Regions from separate parts of the Homo sapiens genome. Here region 1 is linked to region 2. Evidence: read pairs that join two places in POLR2A ChIA-PET (ENCODE). Cell type or tissue: Panc1. All regions are shown on one strand. Each heading gives the region's core, and the rest is flanking DNA. Links, peaks and the distances in the headings are about the cores only. Region 1 overlaps LOC105377862 (a long non-coding RNA gene). Region 2 overlaps LOC105377862 (a long non-coding RNA gene).

Region 1 (11,888 bases), core at 3,419-11,418, 81 kb after region 2:
CACCAAAAACAGAGGCAATAAGAGAAAAAATAGACAAGTGGGACCAATGAAACCAAAAAGTTTCTGCAAAGCAAAGGAAATAATTGACAGCATGAAAACGCAACCTAATAGAATAGGGGAAAATATTTGCAAACCATCTATTTGTTAAAAGGTTAACAACCAAAATATATAACAACCCCTTAAAACTCAATAGCAGAAAACCAAACAACCCTATTACAATATAGATAAAGGACTTTAATAGACACTTCTTCAAAGAAGACATTCAAATGGCAGACAGGTAAATGGAAAGGTAGTGCACATTATTAATCATCAGCGAAATGCAAAGAAAAACTATAATGAGGTATCACTTCACAACGATTCAGATTACCATTACAAAAAACAAAAACAGTCAGGGACAGTGGTTCACGTCTGTAATCCCAGCACTTTAGGAGGCCAAGGCAGGTGGATCACTTGAGATCAGGCGTTCGAGACCAGCCTAGCCAACATGGTGAAACCCCATCTCTACTAAAAATACAAAAATTAGCCGGGTGTGGTGGTGCATGCCTGGAGTTCCAGCTACCTAGGAAGCTGAAGCAGGAGAATGGCTTGAACCTGGGAGGCAGAGGTTGCAGTGAGCCGAGATCGCACCATTACACTCCAGCCTGGGTGACAGAGCAAGATTCCATCTCAGAAAAACAAACAAACAAACAAAAAATCCCCAGAATATAACAAGTGTTGCCAGGGATATGAAGAAATTGAAATACTTGTGTACTACTAGTGGTAATGTAAAATGATGAAGGTGCAGGTGCTATAAAAAACAGTATAGAGGTTCTTCAAAAAATTAAATGTAGAACTACTGTATGACCTAGCAATCCTACTTCTGGGTATGTATATTAACAAATTGAAGACAGTATCTTAAAGAAATATTTGCACTCTGCTGTTCATTGCTCCATCATTCACAATATCTTAGTTAGGAAAACAATTTAAACGTCCATGGATAGATTAATGAATAAAGGAAATGTGGTCTATACATACAATGAAATATTATTCAGCCATAAAAAAGAGAAAATCCTGTTGTATGCTACAACATGAATGAACTTTGAGCACATGATACTAAGTGAAAAAACTTGGGACAGATGTACAAACACTGCATGAAACCACCTATATCAAGTATCTAAAGTAGTCTGACTCATTGCAGGTAGAATGGTTGTTGCCAGCGGCTGAGAAAAAGAATACATTTGAGGTTGCTGTTCAATATTTATAGAATTTCAGTAACGCAAGATGAAAAGTTCTAGAGATCTGTGGAACCACATTGCATTTATAGTTAACATTGCTGTTCTGTATACTTAAACTTTTGTTTAAAAGATATATATTATGTGTGTTTTACCAAAATAAAAATAACCAGAGGTGATAAAATAATTAAAATGAGATAATTATTGAAATTTGTTTATTTTATTTATTTAATGACAGGCCAGTTTATTAGACAGTATTGATATTTTTAGAGGTTAATTTCAAAAAACATTTCTAAAATAATAAGAACTTATCATGTATTAAAACAAACAAATTAAAGCTTCTTTTATTTGATTATTGGAACTTTAAGAAAATAGCACAGCAGAATAGATATTATTATTATATTTTCACATATTTTATTCAGTTACTCAGCCATTTGCAACCTTTCTTTCAGTAATTGAAATTTTTTAAAAACTTGAAAAGTTGGAGTTTGAACATTTTAATTGCTGATTACAGATTTTTAAGTGAGTTTTGAACAATGATCAAATTTTTCAAAGCACTGAAGACACTGGTACTGTATTTAATTTTGTAACATTTTCAAAGCAGTTATTCAAAGTTTCAATTATTTTAAAAAATCATATTCGTGGCAGGTAGCAAACAGAGAAATTTTTGGAATGTTCTTCTGCTAATGGAATCAAAGAATTAAAGCTATTACTTCCCATGATATGCATGTACAAAAATGCTTGGAATAAAAAATATGTGAAATTAGTTAAGGGAAACAGTTATTTTATCTGAATTAAAAATAAAGATTCAAATAGTGATATGAAATACAACTTTTATCACTTCCTTTTTAAATTATTGTAAAGCTCTGGCTACATATACATATACGTGTATATATATATATAGTGAATCAGGGTCTTCTGGTTATTATGTGATAAGAGCTATTACTAAGCCTCCACGTAGAATGTTATTAAGTTACTTTGAAAGAAATCATTATATGAAGTCATTACTTCTAAAACTCTGATTAAAACTAATCATTTTAAAAGGTAACTAGAATTCCTGTTTTTTATTGTGGTGTTCTAGCTCGTATCAGACCTTTCTGTGAATAACAAGAAAATATATATAAAACTATTGCAAATTAAATTCTATTTGAGCATCACCAAGACCTCAAGATTTTGAGGGGTCAAGATTACAAAGCAAAGTTTAAGAGTGATACTGAGATTCAGAGCCATTATTTCTCTTGAGATGTTTGCCAAATTTTAAACAACTGCAACCTAAAGGCTAAAAGTGAACTGTTGAATAAATCTAGTAGCAGAGGATTTAAGTGGCAGCAGAGCCATACAGCAATCAGAGGTCAGGAGGCTGAGAGGTGAGCCATTTTATAGGAATTTGGAGTTGAATTTTCAGAATTGAGCCAATCGTAGTAAAAAGAATCTTATAAACACCATAGGTTTTCAATAGAAACAGGTTGAGTCTAGAACTAGATCCACCATTACAAAGTCTGAAGACTTGTCACAAATTACCACAGTCTCAAACTGGTTGGATGTGAGATTTTCCAAGTCTAACAACTTTCCATTTACAAAAGAATTCTTGGTAGCAAAACAGAACATCTAGATTCTCAAAATATTCCTACAGACTTTCAAACACTATACCCAGCATTTAATTAAAGTTATCTAGCATACAAAAATGACTAAATGCAAAACATTAAGTAACATTGAGAACGCAGGAAAATGAAATACAGATCTTGATATTAATCAAACATGGAATTTAAATCAATATGCTCAAGAGATGGAAATCAAGATAGATAATTTCAGCAGAAAATTTGAATGTCTAAAAGAGAAATCAAATATAATGTATGGAACCAACAAATATAATAATTGTAACTGAGAACTCAATAGTTAAGTTTAATATCAGATTAAATAATTGAAGGAATGATTTGTGAACTGGAATATAGGTCAGTATAATTGAAGAAATGATTTGTGAACTGGAATATAAGTCAGTAGAAAATGATGAGCCATAGTAAAAAGAAAGAAAAAGAATGAAAAATATGGAAAAAAGCATAAGAGATACATGATACATATTTTAAATGGCTATTGATGGCAGTGGAAGCCAGTCTGGAGTGGTCACTGCAACGAAGGGATTATGTGCTCCATGAAGCCGGCAGGGGCCGGAAACAGGTGAGATCCCTGCCCACTGCTGAGTTAAAGTGGTGGGAGCCCTGCCCTTCCAGGGTGCAGCCTCTCAGCAATGGCTCCGAACCCGGGCATCCCTGTGCTCTCCAGGGCCCAGGATGTTTCCCTTCACCTACAGGCACAGAAGTTCCTGCTCCCCCTCCCTAGACTCTTCCCTCTCCTGGCACCCACTTCTATTTCAAAGCAAAGTTGTGGCCAAGCCTGGGTGCTGCCGCAACCTGGCTGGGTGTGCACGTGCTTGGGGAAGTGCTGACATACTAGCCGCGGCCTCCTCAGCCCCTTCTGGACTTTAGGCGCCAGGGAGCATGGGAGGAAGGCCGGCAGGGTGGGGCGGGGGGCGCTGAAGGCAGTTCAGCAGGGGCCTGCAGACGCTCCTTGGCACGAACAGCCGGGGTGTCTGGATGACATGTTGATGGCGGGAGGCAGACAGGTTCCTGGGTGTAAAGGGGCAGGTCCCTGGTGAAACCTCATCTTCAAGCCAAGAACAGCATGAAGCCTAGGGGCCAGACTGCCAGTGCCAGGTAGAGTTTGTAGCCCAAAGTGAGAACATATGGTGCTTTTTCTGGGTACACTTATGGCTGCCTATGGACCACTTAGCACATGTTTCCTTCTTTCTGAGCCCATACAAACCCTGGAATCAGTCAGACTCAAGCAGATGTTGAGCCTACCAGCTGCAGGAAGGAGCTATCTGCTTTGGTCTCCTCGACTAATTGGGATGATCTGCCTGTTGGAAAGGAGCCACCCACTGTGGGTCCCCTCTCCACTGAGAGCTGGACACTCATTGGAAGGAAGCCTGTGGAAAGGAACTACCCACTGCGGACTCCTGAGAGCTGTTTTGGTGCTCAGTGAAGCTGCTCTCCACCTTGCTAACCCTCCAGTTGTCTGCCTACCTCATTCTTCCTGAACATGAGACAAGAACTTGCGACCTGCCAAATGGCGGGACTGGAAGAGCTGTAACATAAACAGGGCTGAAACAAGCCCCCCTGCTCTCCATGTTGCAGTCAATGAGAGAAGAGCTGCTGCCCTTCAGGGAGCCCGGAACTAGGATCTCCCTGAACCACGGCTGTGACACCCTCTGGGCACCACTGTGTTGCCTTCATCCAGGGGCGGATGCCTGCAGTGGAAGCTACATGCAGTACATCTGGTCTAGCTGCAGCCTCACACAGAGCCAGCATCTGGAGCTGTCGGCCCTGCCACAGCAGCCAGCACGCCTGGCTGTGCACAGTGGGGGGACCCTTGCTCACTCACCCACACACCCCTCACCACTCCATACCTGGCTCACCCTTGGCAGGTGTGGGATCCAGGCCAATAGTGCAAACTGAGCACAGCCTGTCAGGCCAAGTGGGCAGAACGTGCCCATCAGGCACAAGCAATACTCGGGCAGAAGGCACCGCCAGCCACAAAGATTTTAGGCTGGTGACACCCCAAGGAGCCTGTGACACTATCATATACATAATTGTAATCCAAGAGTGGGAGAAAAGAAGAATAGGCAGAAGAGATATTTAAAAGTTGAAAGCTAAGAACTTTTTACAATTAGCCAAAAGTATCAAGCTACAAACTCAAGAAGTTCTACAAACAGACAACAGAGTAAACATAAAGAAAACTAGGTCTGGGCAATGTAACAAGTCTGGTAAAAATAAACAATGAACCAAAAAAATTGAAAGCAGTAAGAAAAAAAGACACATTTCCTTCAACAAAGTGACTGTATTAGACAACTGAATTCTCATCTAAGGCAATGAAAGCAAAGTATGTTCACATACTCACATAGTATTGACTCTGCTTCCATCATCACATCCCCTCTGAATTCCCTGCCTCCCTTTTCTACTTATAAAGATCCTGCGATTATAGTAGGCCCATGTCCTTGTGATATAGTAGGCCCATATCTCAAGGGGTATTCCATATCCGTTGAGATAGGAATAATTCAGGATAATTTCCCTATCTCAAGATTCTTAACTATCTAGCTTCAAATTGCCATTTGCCTGGAAAGGTAACACATTTCAAGAATTGCAAATATGCCAACTAAAATGACTATTCTGTGAAACATAGCAAAATTTGCTATCAGTTTTCTGAAAAGAGAAAAGTGCACAGATTGTGAGCATATAGCCCAATAAATAGTTATAATGTCATATATGTACTGTAACTTTTGTGATAAAATTCAAATAAGACTTTATTTGTGGAGGAGACTTTTAAAATTTTCATTCGCCCTGATATCTTGTAGGAAGTTCAGGGGCTGCAATGGAAAAAGAAATGTCTTTTAGGGGTAAATAGAGGGATTGTAGAGGAAAAGATTTGAAGAGAGATATATCAATGTATTGAAAGGAACTGAAGGAAGAACTGAAAGTGGTTAAAAGGAGGAAGGAGATATGGAGGTAAAAAATCGAGGCAAGGGAAAGGGAGGAGTCCTAGATAAGCTAGTTTGGGATGATCTTAAGTTTCCCAAGAAGGCAATGATATTCCATATTATCATTAGTAAAATCATGCCAACAAGAAAGGGAGTGGATAAGTGCCACAGTGGTGGACGATATGGTCAGAGGGGTTAGAGATCGGTGATGTCAGTGCACTGAGAAACTCCCATGTTTTTAACTAATAGTGTGTCCCAAACAAAGAAGCTCAAGACTCTAAACCAGCCTCAGAGTGTATGCTCAGAAACTCTAAATCTGTTATTGCGGAGCTTCAGCAAAATATTATCCAGAGCACTGGACTGGATCCAAAGCAAGACTCACCAACAGATCCCTAATCAATTGCTAAGGAGTAAAGACAAAGGCTTCAAAGATGTGGACTTGGGGGCCTTGGTGAGAGGTCCAGGGGACAATAATGAATCTGATTCTGTATGGGAACCATGCTGATAAAGAAAAAATTATCCTGAAACTTTTTTTAAATGGTAAGGAAATGTTTATTCAAGAGTATTGCAATAGAGATATTGCAATAAGGGAGTGATTGGATTCCTTTCTGAACACAACAAGGACAATATACAATTGTCCAATTGCAGATTTTTTTTTTTTTTGAGTCAGAGTTTTGCTCTTGTCACCCAGGCTGGAGTGCAATGGCACAATCTTGGCTCACCACAGCCTCCACCTTCCAGGTTCAAGCGATTCTCCTGCCTCAGCCTCCCGAGTAGCTGGGATTACAGGCATGTGCCACCACACCTGGCTAATTTTGTATTTTTAGTAGAGATGGGGTTTCTCCATGTTGGTCAGGCTGTCTCTAACTCCCGACCTCAGGTGATCCGCCCGCCTTGGCCTCCAAAATGTTGGGATTACAGGCGTGAGCCCCTGCGCGCCCGGCCCAATTGCAGATTTCTAACCAAGGAACAGGGTGTGGAGGTCAGTGGATGGAAAATTACTAAGCGGAGACATCAAGTATCTTAAATGGAATTTTGCTAAAGACAGGTCAAGGACTTAGACATCAAAGGTGGATGATAAAGAAACTGATCAGATATTAAGAGTAATCAAATATCAAGGATTGGGTGATTCTCACTAAACTGACTTAGCAGGACTCTTTGCTAAAACTGAGCTGGGTAGGCCAAAGACAAAACAGAGGCCGAGGTTGAGGCCTTATTGAGAAGAGAGCTCAGAGGAGTTTTACTAAAGTTTGGCCAAGGACAGAGTTTTTGTCAGACTCAAATGGTGGCTGCTTGGCTTAACAGATTAGTGAATGAAAAATTCCAGAAAACATTGGTCAATAACTCTTTCAGATTGTTGGGGAGAGAAAAGAAAAGAAAACAAAAAGCTTTATTCAAAGCTAATCTGTCAGAATGAAATGTTCATATTACAATTGCCAAAAATAATTATTATGGCAGACAAATATGAAATATCACCCACATAATTTCTGTCAAGAAAAAGTTCCTGTCAAAGCCCCATGAAACATTACAATTAGAGAGGATACGCTTCTATCTAAGCAACTAAAACTAGGGATTGCAGCCATGGGACTTTAAAAGGCATATTTATTAAATAACATTGACACAGAACAGTTAAAAATAGTAACAGCTACTCATTAATTAGAATATGTCATTTGGGATTTTATATTTTAACTACACTCTAATTTGAGGTATAATCTCATGCGCAGTAGAAGAGATTTTTCTCATTTCCCTGCTTTGGATTTGTTTTTTTTTCTACAGCCTCTTTTTGTCCCAAAGAAAGAAAGAGAAAGGAAAAAAGGAAGTAAGAAAGGGAAGAAGCAAATAATAGACTTATTTCAAAAGTATTAAACTTCATTAGTAATCCACAGCATGTGGCTTTTCTCTGGCAGTCAAAATATGGGAATGTAATTATTTTAAAGACCTGCTGGAAGCAGCTGATTAGAATTGCCATTCTAATTATTTGTTTCCATAGTCACCCCTTTTAGCTCATTCATGAAAATTGATTTCTTTTAACAGCCACTTATTATTTGTTTAAACCTACCAACTTGTACATAGTCAATCTGTTCTTTTGCAGCTTCCAGTTTCTTCAATTCGACCCAGTTACATACAGAGCATTCTGAAAGAGCTTGGACTGGTGGCAGTTGTATGACTCACCAGCAGAAATCTCCCTGTAGCTTACTTTCCTAAGTTCTACTTTCTCACATGTCTGAAAGTGGATTTGAAGAGGAAAGATCCTAATCTGGAAGCTGTCTATTCCAAAGGCTTTTAGAAATAAGTACTCCCACTTCCAGTGTCCTTAGCACTGCATTTGTAATGTCAGGTAAAGATGATCTTCATTTCATAGCTCAAAAAGCAATTGAGGGAAGACACTCATGTAGGAAAAAATGGCTTATTTAGAGTTTTATTCTCAACAAAGAATAATAATAACAGGATTATTATTAATAATCCTAGGAACATGTATTAACTTTCAGAATTAAGAAAAAATAATAATCTGCCTACAAAACTATCAGAGAATGATGAGAAAATAATGAAAACAGAAGAAAATTGTTGACCACAAGAAAATGCAGCATATCAAGAAGTGAAAAGAAAATTCTCCTAATTGACGACGTGAAGATAATGACAATAGTTTGCACCTGAATTCACGTCCTGTGATGCAACCATCATCCTCATGCAATAGTTATTAAGTACACATTGTGTACAAGAATGATACTTATAGTAGGAAGGCCATCATCAAACAGAGTACCTAAGAGGAAACATGATTACTTTGGGAAGATCTTAGGTGAAGTGAAGGGACCCAGGAGTATAGTTGTTTAATGACAGGCAGGATGAACTAGGCTCCATAAGATAAGGTGTGAGGTTGGCTTCAAAAAAACAAGAATGTTGGCTTGGTTGAGGGAACCCTAGAATCTCGTGAAGATCTTGAAGATCACTTTCTAAACTAGTGACAGGCATTCCGTGACTAATTTGGCTATGCAATAAATTGACCAAATTTGTATCTATTTTATGCACTCTCCTACAGAATTGAAGATACACAGATGTGAATCTTGTACTAGGTATTAAGTAACAATGTTCTGAGAAATTTAAAACATTTACTTGGAGATACATGTTATTCAAACCAGAATCTCCTAATGCTTATTTTTGTAAATATGACACAGATATTTAGAAAAGTGAATAGCACACTTGTAACACTTTCTCATAAATACTAAATGAATTAATCTACCTATTTAATAATTCAACAAATAGACTGAATTTCTCTTTGTTTCCAGGAACCATGACAGGGTGCCACAGTTGATGCAAAGCCACGACACTTGTAATGCTGTCATTCTAGGGGAATGATAAATTCATGAGCAATTAAATTCAATATGAACAGGGCTATAACAATGAAAGAGGATGTTCTTTAGAAGCACGGGAAATGGAACAAAAATATTTTTAAGAGTGACATTTATTTTCAACAGATCATCCATTTTCATAGCTTTATAGTTTCATTGTAATTTAATTTCATTGATTCAAGAAGTATTTATTAATATCTGGGAATTTGGCAGAGTACCTTCTGACATATTCAGACAGACACATTCTCTGCCCTAATAAAGCTTCCATTCTTGTGAGAAGAAACTGGCAATGAAAATGAAAGCAAATATATAAGATAAATCCAATGGTATTAATTGCTAATTTTTTAAATGAGACAGTAAAAAAGATAATAAAAGATGGAGTGTGCTCTAGGATGGATAGGGAGAGCTTGATGAAGAGAATGAGCAATGAACTAAGAGCTGAAAGATGAGAAGAGACCTCTTCTGTGAATATTTTGGGATAGCACGAGGTAGGCAGAGGAAACAGCAAGAGAAGGGGCCATGAAGCTGAGTGAATTTGATTCACATAAAGCTAGAGTGAATTTGATTCACATAATAATGAGGTTTAGTGCCTACTCTAAGTGGAACCATTGTTAGAAAATGTTCATAACAACATAATAAAAATTAGACAAGGGACATTCGGGGTGTTTTCTACCATAGGCTACCTCTGCTTGGAAGTTTTACAAAGTTGAAGTTTCTTTGTTAGGAAAGTGGAAGAAGCAGCTCTTTAATGGGAATCTTGTTATCTTCCATTCTTTTGGCATTTTCTTATGGCAAATAAACTACACACTGCAGAGATCTTTGTGATTCTATTAATATTCCAAAATAGCTTGCTTGAGGAGCAGCAAGGTTAGTTGGCTAAAATGTCATTGTCAGGCTTCAAACACATGGATTGGGCAATGTGTACAGGTCAGAAAAAAAAATACGGGCCTCAAGAGAAAAGCAAGAAATATCAATAGAATGTGGCAATGCCATGAGGTTGAATTCTGTAATTTTAGGTTCTGAACTTTGGTCAACATTTGGAGACGGGCATAGAGGTCATAAACTACATGAACTGCTGGAGAGATCAGCTCCCAGAAATCTGTCAGCTGTCCCATTTAATGACCTAGTTGGTAAGGATTGCTTGAGGACTGCAATACAGGTAGCTAGTTTTTTTCCATGGCTATTATAAAAGACCCCATAATGTTTATTAAAACTTATAGTGATGGGTAGGCAATGAGGTAGAAGGCATGCCCCTGGAGAATCACAGCATCCCAGGGGCTGAGTGAACAAGTGAGTGATGTGTGGCAGAGATTAGGAATTCAACTTTTCCTAGCTAATTTAGAATTTGTTCAGTAATAGGTAATAGGTAGTAGAAACTATCTAAACAAATGGGATATGTGAATATATAAGGCTACTATTATAGATGGAAATATAGGTGTAACTAGCTAGATCATGGCCATGTAATCTTGCCACTTCCAATAAAATAAGACAATACAAAATAGAATCTAATTTATTCAAACAGATCTGCATCAATGTTGCTCCTATAAAGTGAGGGAGAGGTATTAGATATTCTTGTCATACATATTGGCTTCAAACAAAACAAAACACAACACAACAAAATGGTACATATCATAGTTAATTGCATTAACCTATCCTCTTCATACTTCAAAGTAAGAGTTATGTAATGAAAATGTTAATGTTTCTCCTAAATATTAGGCTATATATTTGATAGCTATGTATGCTAATAACCCAGTAAAATGTGCATTTAATGTCCTTTAGCAATCTGTCACTCATTGTTTGAGCAATATTGTTTTGGCAATTTCTGAAATTGATTTCACTAACATTTTACTTCCTCTTAGGTTTTGTCTTGAAAAAAAATTAATACATATAAAAATATCAATTTTATGATTTTACTTGGAAAAAATAGTTTAGAAACATTTTCTAAATATATTTTGTCACTGGCAAGTTATTAATCAATGATTTGAGCCCTACTATAGAAAAATTTAAACCTAATAATTAAAAAATAAAGTTAGGCTATTATAAACTTTCAAAAATTCTTTAGAAATGTGAAGTTTCATATTATTCTTGAAAGAAAAATATATTTTAGTTAATTATTTGGGGATTTATAGAATATGAATATAAAAAATACAAATTATATTCTCTGCAAGATTATCCAGGAACTTTTTTGAAATGTAAGACAATCAAATTAAAGCTGGAAATATGAAAGAACATAAGCAGGATTCAAAACATAGTTATTGGATATAGTTCAGAGATTTGTAGAGTATAACTTTAAAAAAAGAATCCAAATTATTTTGAGAAATAAATAGATTTAAGTACTAAATATATGGGATAATATGAATAAAGAAAATCATTATAAATCACTGAGAAAATCTCAAGTATCTGGTAGAAAAAGAAATCTATTTAAAATTAGAAAGCTGAAGAAGTCTTCGTATCAAGATTGAGGTCTTGGTTTTCAGGATTGACAACAATTTCCGGCCACAGTGGGCACTGGATAAATTTCTAGACGTAAACAAAAGATGACAGCTGTAGTAAGCATCCATAATTTATGAAAGATAACACAGGAGATTTTAAATGTGGCTACTTTGTTTTTTAATGGTCATCTTTTAATGTATCATAACTTCCTGTCTGAAGTTGATCATGTCATTAAATTCTCAAATTTCTAGTTAAGGAAAATATTTTTTTAAGAAGTGATGCAATGTTTTGTTTACATAATTTATTAGATCTGTGGTTGCATAGTCTAAGTGCAAAGTGCACTGAAAATATATATTTAAAAATTCA
Region 2 (11,888 bases), core at 1,818-9,817:
CCAAGTCATTAAAATAATCTCTAAGGTTATGCATGGTCATAACCCTATTCACCCCAGGTCTTCTCTGAACTCACCTCTTGCTTGCTCTAGAAAACTAGATGGGCCTTAAACATGCCAGACACACTCTGTTCACAGGGCCTTTGCACATTCTGATCACTCCACCCAGAAGTCCCACCAGAATGCCCAAGTATTCTTATGTGTACGTTTTTTTTTTTTTTCATATTTATCACCCCCACTGGATTGCATATTTTAAGAGGGCAGAGATTTTTGTCTGTTTTCATCATGGCTGAATCATAGTGCTAAAGGTATTCCTAACACAATAGCAACTCAATTTGATGTGTTTGAGCAAATTAATAAAACATTAATTGAAGACTCTATTTCTGCCTTATGACAGGTCAAATGTCCTGAAAATCCTCTCAACTCAAAACTTCGAAATGCTAGAGGTAATATAGCAAATGTTGTTTACATACATAGCCAAACTCAAAAGAAAGTAAGAGATATCTTCAGGAGCTAAAAAAGTGTCTGTAGCCATATATCAATGACAAGCATTTGCCTTTCAAATTAATCAGGAGCCTTCTGTTTTAATTCTTTATAGGACCAGAGACCTAAAGGCAAGTAAGCTAGGGATTCCAAATAGTAAAACAATTGACTATCTAAATGCAGCCACTGGCAAACAAACTTTGTTAATTTTGTTTTTTAAAAACTCAAAGTAACATTGAGAATAAATCAAGTAGAGGAGATTCATAGTCTAAGAGAAGGATAAAAAATATATTCTAGATAGGAATAAACATTCTCTCAGAAAACATGTCAGGACTGATCTCAACTTAAACATGAATACAAGTTTTAATATATTTATCAACTGGCCGGATGAGGTGGCTCATGTCTGTAATCCCAGCACTTTGGGAGGCCAAGGTGGGTGGATCACGAGGTCAGGAGTTTGAGACCAACCTGGCCAACATGGTGAAACCAATCTCTACTAAAAAAACAAAAAACTTAGCTGAGCGTGGTGGCACACACCTGTAATCCCAGCTACTCGGGAGGCTGAGGCAGGAGAATGGCGTGAACCTGGGAGGCGGAGGTTGCAGTGAGCCAAGATCATGCCACTGCACTCCAGCCCTCCGGCCTGGGTGACAGAGCAAGACTCCATCTTGGAAAAAAGAAAAAATATATATATATAGTATATATTTATATATATACTATATATTACATTATATATATAGTATTATATTATATATAACATATACAGTATATATAATATATAATATAATATATAGTATATATATTTTATATATATACTATATGTTACATTATATATAGTATTTATATCAACAAAGAGACATTTGGGTCACAAACAGAAAGCTTAGTACCTTACATTTACAAAGTCTGTCTTTATGTTAGCAAATTACAGATACATTTCTAAATTATTAAATAATGCTTATTTCTCTTAAAATAAGTTCTAGAAATATTGCAACCTTATCACACTGAACTGGATGAATATTTAAAAAAGGAAGGCCAGTCATAATAATGGCACTAACTATTCCAGTTTAGACCTACAGAAAGAGGTAGTTCAGAGAGAGAACAGGGGAAACAAGATAGTGTAGGAGATCACTGTGGATGATAAAGCTTTTCTTTCTGGTACGTTTATTTTCAGAACATTTGTGAAAATCATTTGAATAATATAGGCCTAATAATGAGTAACAAATGGGAGGTGTTTTGTTTCTTCTTACTTCTTGAAATGTAATTAGCTTTATTCTGAATTCTAGCTACATTAATATATTTCATCTTAATCATATAGATGTCAATATCAACACATCCATCAGAGAAACCACATCCAAACCTAATTCAAAGATAATTGCTTCCAAATACCATAGCAATGGGGTTTAGAGCTTCAGCATTTAAATTTTGCAGGGAAACAAATATTCAGTCCATAACAATGGTAATAGAGAATTCCATATCTTATTGTAGTAGTGGAAAGCAGCATGGCAGAAAAGTACGGAGAAAACGGGATATCACTGCAACCATTTTTGGAAAAATATAAACTTTTAAACAAGCGATTTGGACTATTGATCTTCTATAGCTGTCTCCAGAAAATTCCCCAAAAATCACTTGTTTCAAAGATTCCAGCAGCTGTGCTCATCCCTCGTGTTTTTCTGTAGTTTCTGCAATGTGTTAACTAGCTAAACAGTGATGGTTAGTGGCAGCTTCCCTTGACATTGCCTTCTTTAGCTTTTCAAACACTTAAAAATTCCCATCTTACAGTTAAAATGTTTCACCTCATGGAGATACAGTGGAATGACACTGGAAAGTGTATGAAGGTAAGAGGGGAAAATAAAGAGAGGTTAGTGAATGGGTACAAACTTACCAATAGAGAGAAGAAATAAGTTCTAATGTTAGATTGCAGACTAGGTTGACTATAGTTAGCAACAATATATTGTATATTTCAAAGCAACTAGAAGAGAGGACTTGAAATGTTACCAGAACATGGAAATGATAAATACTGAGGGTGATGCACACCTCAAATACTCTGACTTGATCATTATACATCCTATGCATGTGAAATATATTCACATGTACCACCTAAATGTGTGATAAATTGAGAAGAGTTTCGGCTTAATTTTTTGGGGAGACATTACATTAGTATTTGATTTCTATAATTTTGAAAATTGGAAAAAAAATTTAAAAATAATTATTTATCTATTAATCAACAGGGATTTGTGTGTGTGTGTGTGTCTGTGTGTGTGTGTGTATCTGTACCTGTGTGTTTTCAGAGAGAAGAAATTCTCTAAAAGCATTTTTAGCCTTCTTAAAACAGACGTAAAACAAATTAAAGCGCACCCTGGGATGACAAGAACATTAGTGGTATTTACATTCTCTCTAAAATTGTTTAATTAATTCACATTTTTGAGTGTATTTGAATAGACCTTTGCTTGCAAACACATTTTTAGAATTGTTAAAAGTTGCTTAAAAATTAAATTTTTCAGAGTATCTTCTATATCTATGATTTTCCCCTGTAAATCGTATTTCTAAACTTTTTTTTTTGCAATTTACATTTTTTCTTGCATAGGTTGGCAAAAAAAGTATCATATTTCACTTCTGGTGGATTATTTTTTGGATTAATTTACAAATTTTGTTTTTGTTTTTGTTGGTATTATCTTTATTTTGTTCTCCCCATGATCCTTTGTTTTATGTTGTCTAGTCTAACTTCGTGAATTGAATTCTGAGTAATTTCATTTCTTTATATTTATTAATACATGTTTAAATCAGTTTAATAACAAATTTTCTATAGCAATCTCTAGCAGCATTCCATATTTGGATATGTTGCCTTTCCATTAATATTATTTTTGGCTATCTCTGACTGAATTTGATTTCCTTTCCTCACCTAAGAATTGTAAAGAAAGTGTTTTCAAATTCCAGTTGCTTAAGGAATTTTTATTCCTATATTTTCACTAATTTCTACTAGCAACTAATTTTGTCAAAATATTATCTGTATTTAAAATTTAAAATGTATTTTTTGTGTTCTAATACATAATCACTTTGTATATGTAAAGTGAACACATGAAAAATTTGCTATCTATAAAGTTATTAAAATTAAGTTATATTTACTCAGATTTATTGGTTACATATTTCAGATTCCCTACATTTTTATATGATTTGTCTATATGATTTGTTATGATTATATGAATAAATATTACCTATTATTATCTGTTGTCATCTCCTCTCAGTTCACAAAATTTATACTTCGCAAATTTTGTTATTAATATTTCCTAATTTATTAATTAGCTGAAGTAGACCTTATTGTGGAATTTTCGTTTGATTTGATACCTTTAATGGACTGAACCTTTCAGCATATTTGTATACTAAATTATCTTTATCTGGTTCCAGTATCACAACCACAGCATTTGATTAATACACCTTAGCTTTTTCTTTTTTCAAAATTTAAGTAGATGAGTTGTCACCATTTATATTTGTTGTTATACTGTACTATTTTGCTTTAATTGTGCAGTTCTTTATACTTGTATAAATTTAAGGGGCAAAAGTGCAATTTTGTTACTTGAATATATTGCATAGTGGTGAAGTCTGGGCTTTTAGAGTGTTCATCACTGAATAATGTACATTGTACTCATTAAGTATTAAGCTCCCACTTTTAGGTGAGAACATGTGGTATTTGTTTTTCTGTTTCTGAGTTGCTTCACTTAAGATAATGGCCTAGAGTTTCATTAAATGTTGCTGCAAAAGACATGCTTTTATTCTTTTTTATGACTAAGTAGTATTCCATTGTGTATGTGTACCACATTTTCTTTATCCAATCTGTTGATAGACAATTAGATTGCTTCTATATCATTGCTGTTGTGAATAGTGCTGCAATAAATATACAAGCACAGGTCTTTTTGATATAATGATTTATTTTCATTTGAGTAAATACTCAATGGTGATATTGCTGATTCGAATGGTAGAAATCTCCATATTTTTCATGTAGGTTGTACTATTGTACATTTCTACCAACAGTGTATAAGTATCATCTGTTATTTTATTTTTATAATAGCCATTTTGACTTGTATAATATGATATCTCATTTTGTTTTTAATTTGCATTTCTCTGATTATTAGTGATGTTAAACATTTTTTCATATGCTCTTTGGTTATTTGTACGTCTTCTTTGAAAAATGTCTATACATATCCTTTACCCAATTTTTAAAGGGGCTATTTGTTCTATTGTTGTTATTTTTATGTTTTTATTTTCTGAGAGTTTTTATACAATAAAAATGATTAGGCTCTTCTTTCCTATGTTTTTGGATGTGTATGCATATATGAGTGTGTGTGTGTTTTAATTCAGGCAATTTGGAAGAGTTGTAATTTTTTTATACTTCTATTTGTTATAACTCTGTGCAACATAATTACCATGAAAATATCTTATTTTTCCTAATCATAATTTCTTCTTTGTGGGTATAACAGAATTCCCTTGTCCTCAATGGGCCACCACTGTCTTACTCTCAGTCTAGGTGGTTTGGGTAAAGCTGACTTCCCCATAAGCTTTAAAAGTGGCATATGATAATAGGTACATGCATTGGAGGGTTTCATTATTTTCCACTTTTCTGTGTAACTTTCTTACTATAATAAAAATGTGAAAGAAAACAAAAGAAATTAAAAGATAAATCAGTTTAAATGTTTTTTTACTATACAATTTATTTTTTTTAGAATCATAAAGCATGCCATGTTGTAGCTATTTTCTTAATTGTGGAACCTGCCTTTGCACTGGTCTTCTTATTTCTTTATCAGCTCTCCTTAGGACTATTCTAGAAAGTTTAGAGATGGTCATCTGCATTGGGTTATGCAACAAAACAAGGATAATTAACTTCATCAGATTTTGGACAGTGCAAAATTGTATAAAATTCTGAAAATATGTATTCTAAATTACTTTTCAAAGAGCATACATGAGATAACAATAAGAATACAATAGGAGGCTGGTTGTTGTGGCACACACCTGTAATCTCAGTGCTTTGAAAGACTAAGGCTGGAGGAGCACTTGAGGCTAGGAATTCAACACCAGCCTGAGCAACACAGTGAGACCATATCTTTACAAAAAGATTTGAAAAATTAGCTGAGCATGGTAGTGCATGCCTGTAGTCCTAGCTACTTAAGAGACTGAAGCAAGAGGATTGTTTGAACCTGGGAGTATGATACTGCAGTGAGCTACGATTGTGTCACTGCATTCTAGCCAAAAAAAAAAAAAAAAAAAAAGTACAGTAGGAGTATGACTCTAGCAAAATAAGTGTGGTGTGGGAAATTCTTTTTTAGGAATTCATAACATATACTTAAAAATAAAATGTATTATTTTAAAATCCAAAGACAAAAAGCCTACTAATTTGATTTAACTCCATTTTGACTGTGATCCAAACATACATTTGGAAATATATCTTAACATCTCTAGGTACATGATTCCATTTAATTCTGATACATAATTTAACAAATGCTGTTATAACTAACTAAGCCAAAAATCATTGTTACTATATAATATTTATTTTAAAATACATAACAAATTAAACATATTTTCAATACACCTTTTATGGAGAGAATTAGAGTATGATTTACTTTTTTATATGATACATCTATAATGTTATTCTAAGGATAGAAGATGTTTTATTATCTTTGTGTTGTGGCTCACCAATTTTGACTGGGAAGCTCCCACTGTTTTCTGGATGACTTTAGAATTCGTTCTTCTTCTTGAATAATATTTACAACTCCATGTCTCTCTCTTAAATGTCTCTCTCTACTTTTATGAAGAAATAGGAAGCATGGAATCAAGACAGTGATTATAAAGACAAATCCTCAGTTCATTCTCTTGGGAGCATGTGTTCATGTCCAGACATCTTCAAATGAGGGGAACAGAAGGATTTGATGCATTTTCATCCAGTTGTAGAGACTGGCTATGAAAACAAATATTGGTATGAGGCTGCTTTTCATAAAATGTTAAGCATTTCAGAAAATGCCTATCATGAGGAAAAATATAGAAAAGCTGTGCTGTAACCTTAACAAATTTTTACTCAAAGGAAAAATTCAAGGAAAGAAGAAAGTATAACTGACAAAATAAGCTATATTGCTTTAATTTAAATTATATTACAAGGGTATCTCAATAAATCTCAAGTTAATATCAGTCACACCAAAGCAATAATTCAGCCAATTTTATTAATTTTTATTACTAATCCAGCCAAGATATTATTTCTTTATCTATATTTTGCAATAAAAATAGGAGTGAAACTTTAAAGCATATCCTTTCCATTACTTAAAAGTAAATTACTAAATGGTTCTTGAGAAAGATAAGAGGATTTTCCAAAGCAGGATTTCATTCTCGTAGTAGAGGGACAATAGTGTATTTTTAGCAGAATGCAAGTACTTTTAGGTGATATCTGGCTATGTATTTGATAGATGATGCATTTGTATTATCCATATTCTTTTTCTGCTACGTCATACAGAAAAATTCTGTCAAAATAGTTGTTTTTGACTTTTTAATGCATATTTGCAATCAACAAATAAAGTAGCTAATCTATTTCAGCCTATAGATTATGAATGTTTATTGTTAGGAATCCATAACACTGATATAGTCAGTATAAATTAGGTATACAAATTATAAGCTGAGGTTTTTAATATGCTAGCTACTGTATATCAAATATAAGCATTTGATATTAGAAGAAAATTGGTTCAAATTATTTCAGTGTCAGTGCCCTTGTACAGTCACCCCTTGAAACATTAAAAATGTTTTCAAAGATTTGGAAATTACCAACAAATGTAACTTTCAACTCATACATTATAAAATAGTTTCTTTTTTGATTAGTAATTTAATATCCTGTTATTACATGCAAAAGATGCCATTAGGAAATACTGGTGAAAAATAAAAATTAGAAATAATTATTTAATGGTGATAAGAGAATAGTATTTATTTATATTTTTTTCATTCATTCATTATCAGTTTAATCGTTCAGGAAGTAGTTATTGAATGCCTGACATATTTCCAAGGCTACATATATTATTATTATCCTATTTCCTAAGAGCTTTTCTTATAATAGAAGAAATATAACAAAATACTAATTCATATAAAGACAAAGAATATAATTGAAAATATTATATTTGTTAAAAATAATTGCTTTAAGAATTTAAAAAAGATAATATTTCTTTCTGAGTTATTAAATAAAATGATCATAGAATAGATAGCATCTTTGCTTGGCCATACAGAGATGGCAGATACAAAGTCCATCCCAGATATACATATCTTTACTTTTCTAAAGAAAACTTTTTTTTAAAGTTTGAAGTAAATAAGTGAATTTTTAGCAGACTGACTGAGAGGGTTAGGTATAATATAAGAAAGAAATATTTAGAATTAAGTTTTTAAGATTGGTTGGAGTCAGAATATTGAAAATTTTGAATATTTAACTAAGGTATTTTGTTCTACTCTATAGGCAGCAGTTGAGCAACTTAAAGCAAGATTTAATTAAGAAAATATTGACAAATATTTAAGGCTGTTATTAAAAATAATCTAAATACAAAAGCACATCTGAAATAAAAAAAAATGAAAACCTCCAATATCTACTCCTCCAAAATAAAAAAAATGAGAGCACTTGCAAAAATTGTTAAAATCAATTTTTTTTTTAGAATTCAATTTCAAAATAAAGAATTCTAGGAATAAGCCAAGGGTTGAAACAATCTGGGGAATAATTATTCAAGACAAATGTGTGTATCTTAGTAAGAACAGTGAGTTTTGTGGTGTTTTACTTTGTCCCATTCTTATTCCCTTCTTTCCAGTTCCACGTAGCCTTGAAAACCATAACTTTGCAAATACAGGAGTTGTGAAAACGAGCATCCTAGAAGTCACTGTAAGGGCAGAATGTGTTTGGAGAAAGTCCCATTCCCAGAAAATTGTCACTATTTAGCCCATCTGAAAGTCGCATAAAAAGCTCTACTGTCGACATTTGTCTTTATTTGAGCTGATTCAGAGCTTGCTTTGTGCAACTAGCACAACCCATCAGAGGCAATTGCTTAATATTGCAGCTGCCTTCAGTGGAGATTCCAGTTGTGACTAACAAGAAGCTGTTTTAGAAAAATAAAATACCCTTAAAAATAAAAACTAATACACTCATGGAAACCTAAAAAAATTATGCATATGATTAGGGTTGTGAATACACTTAGGAAAGACCTAAGAGGGCCCTAATCTCTCACAGCTGGCTGAGGATAAGGCTTGATGTAACCAGGGAGTGAAGGCAAAACTAGAGATGTAAACTGTCCACTGGAGTGTCGAAAGATTCTCCCAATATAAACAGGGGTCCTTTGACAAAGGTTGGGAGATTTATTTGTTCAAGGCACTTAAGGAAATCTTTGTCCAATCATTTGGTGATGAATAAAGTGGCCAAGAAAGACATAAGTGTTCACACATGAAAAAGAATACAACATACTTTACAAAATTAATAAAGTCATTATACAAACAAACAGCAACAACAGTAACAACAACAAATAAAAACAGCACATCTTGGTTTGGTGGAAAACTATTCTGAATTTGCCACTAGATATCCATATTTGAATGTCTAGTTTTTAACACAAAATTATGACGCATGTAAAAAATAGGAAATTAGTATAGCTCATACACAGACAAAAAAGAAGCAATAGATCGTGTATCTGAGGAAATCCAGATGTTAGACTTATCTGAAATACACTTTAAATCAACCATAATAAATATCCTGAAAACAGTAAAGAAAAACACATGTAATTAAACACAAGTATGAGAATAATGTGCCACCAAACATCAATGAGATAGAAATTATTAAAAAAGAACCTAGTTAAAATTCAGAAATTGAAAAGTATAATTACTGAAATGAAAGAGAATTCACTAGAGGCAATCACAACCAGACTTGAACTGCGAAAAGAAAGGCACAGCGCACTAGAAGATAGGTCAGTGGAGATTATTTAGTCTGAGAAACAAATGAAGGACAAAAATATAAATAGAAAGTCAGATTATACATCATGACCTGGTTTGACTTATCAAAATAATCTATGGTTGGATTAATATCTGAAAATCAATTATTGTAAAATAGCATGTTAACAGAATAAAGAACAAAAGCATATGATCATCTGAATAGATGTAAAAAAAATTACTTAATAAAATCCATTATGTGTTTATGATAAAAACACTCAACATACTAGAAGTAGAAAGAAATGATCTCATCATCTTAAGTATATCTATGAAAAACTCACAGCTAACATCATATTTAATGAAGACAATGCTTTCTCCTTATATCAGAAACAAAACAAATACATCTACTGTTTTTTATTTCTATTCAACATTGCACTAGGAGTTCTAGCCAGAGCAATTAGTTAAGATAAAAAATTATAATTGGCATTCTGATAAAAAAGGAAAAAGTAAATTTTTTTCTCCACAGATGAAATGATTATTTATATTAAAAAACCCTAAGTAATTCACACATTTAAAAAGTTAAAATTAAAAAATAGCTAATCAAGGTTGCAGGTCCAAGATCACTATAAAAAGTCAATTTTGCAGACACACATTAGCAATTAACAATTGAAAACTAAAATTAAGAAAGCAACTTATTCACAGAATTATCAAAATGATAATATATTTAAGAATAAATTTGACAAAGTATAAAATTTTAGCATTAAAAACCACAAAATATTACTAAAAGTAATTAAGAAATATCTAAATAACTGGAGGACATCCTATTCCATGAATTGAAAAACTTAATGTTCTTGCGATTAAATACTCTTCAAATTGAACTATAGATTCAACACAAACCCAATCAAAATTCTAGCTGCCTTTTCCCCCCAGAAATGTATAGGCTAATCCTAGAATTCATATGGAAATGCAAAGGATCCAGAATAACCAAAACAACCTTGATAAATAAAAGTTGAAAGTCTTACATTTTCTGATTTCAAAATCTACTACAAAGCTACAATAATAAAAATAACATTTCCTGACATAAGGATAGACATAAAAATCTATGAAATATGACTGATAATTCAGAAATAAACCTTACATTAACAGTCAATTGATTTTTGAGAAAGATGCCAAGACAACACAATTGGGGAAACACAGCCTTTTCCAAAATGATGCTGGGACAAATGAAATGGATATTCACATGGAAAACAACACAACTGAATCTCTATCAAATGTATTATACAAAACATAACTCAAAATGGATCAGAGATGGAAATGTAAACAATAAAACCATACAATTTTTAGAAGAAAATGCAGAAATAAATATTTATAACCTTACATTAGGTTATTGCTTTTTAAATTGAGACAGCAGAAACACAAACAACAACAACAAAAATAGACAATTAGCCTTCTTTAGGATAAAAACAAGGCAAAAATACATGCTCTCTCCACTCTTGTTCAACATTTCACTAAAGTTCTGGGATAATATAATCAGGTAAATAATAATAATTTTATACAAAAATTGAATAGAAAACTTCCTGTTTGCAGGCAAACATAGATTTTTTAGATTGCAAGGAATCTATAAACATCATTTGAGAATAAATAGATGCATCCACTAACATTGGAAGACATACAGAACATAAAATAGATAGACATAAAAAATCAGTTTAATTTCTGTGTATTAGAAAACATGGTCACTGAAATTAAGGATGCAATACTGTGTAAAATAACTAAAAATAAAATGAAATATCTAGGTGCAATTATATCAAAATATGTATAGGTCTCGCATACTGAAAATTAGAATACGCTGATGAAAGAAGTCAAGGAAGATGTAAACAAATGGAAAGATGTACAGTGTTCATGGATTGGAAGGCTCAAAATAATAAAGATGTCAAATATCTTCCAATTCATAAACAGGTTTACTACAATACCTATAAAATCTCAGCAAGAGTTTTTTGTAGATATAGACAAGATTGTTTAAATTTATATGGAAAATCAAATGATTCAAATAGCTAAAACAATTTTGAAAAAATAAAGTGAGATAAATAGTTTAGCCAATATCCAGATTTATTATATATCTATAGCTATCAAGATTCTAGTTGTATTGGCAGATAAATAGACAGGTAGATCAAAAGAAATAGCAAACTCAGAAATAACTCCACTTATTCTGAGTGGAGTATCTGATTTTTGTTAAATGTGCAAAAGCAATTTCTTAGAATATTGAAAGCCATTTCAGCCATGGGTCATTGCTAGGCAAAAGAAAAATACAACAAAACCTTGACTTAAGACTTAAATCTCACACTTCATATAAAAACTCACTCAACATGGATCACAGACTTAATGTAGTATATAAAACTGTAAAGCTTTTAGAAAGAAACAGAAAATCCTCAGAATCTATGGCTAGGCAAAGAGTTCTTAACATCAAAAGTACAATTCACATAAGCAAATTTTTT

Evidence for each region. Peaks named below come from ENCODE experiments on the same cell type or tissue, not always from the same donor. Only the 100,000 strongest peaks of a DNase experiment are listed, where the experiment ranks them.
Region 1: POLR2A ChIA-PET joins it to region 2 with 15 read pairs; 2 of 35 experiments call an interaction of 5 or more read pairs at or near these places.

Annotation. Positions count from the first base shown.
Region 1 is chr6:77,007,645-77,019,532 of GRCh38, forward strand. The region is part of intron 2 of LOC105377862 (a long non-coding RNA gene); the gene reads left to right. Among named protein-coding and RNA genes, the nearest start is that of LINC02540, 420 kb to the left of the region's middle. In Panc1, for the core only: no CTCF peak of the experiment used is centred there; no DNase peak of the experiment used is centred there; H3K27ac peaks cover 402 bases.
Region 2 is chr6:76,927,908-76,939,795 of GRCh38, forward strand. The region is part of intron 2 of LOC105377862 (a long non-coding RNA gene); the gene reads left to right. LOC124901345 (a long non-coding RNA gene) reads right to left here. Exons shown (of 2, transcript XR_007059651.1): 1 at 6,163-11,888. Among named protein-coding and RNA genes, the nearest start is that of LINC02540, 340 kb to the left of the region's middle. In Panc1, for the core only: no CTCF peak of the experiment used is centred there; no DNase peak of the experiment used is centred there.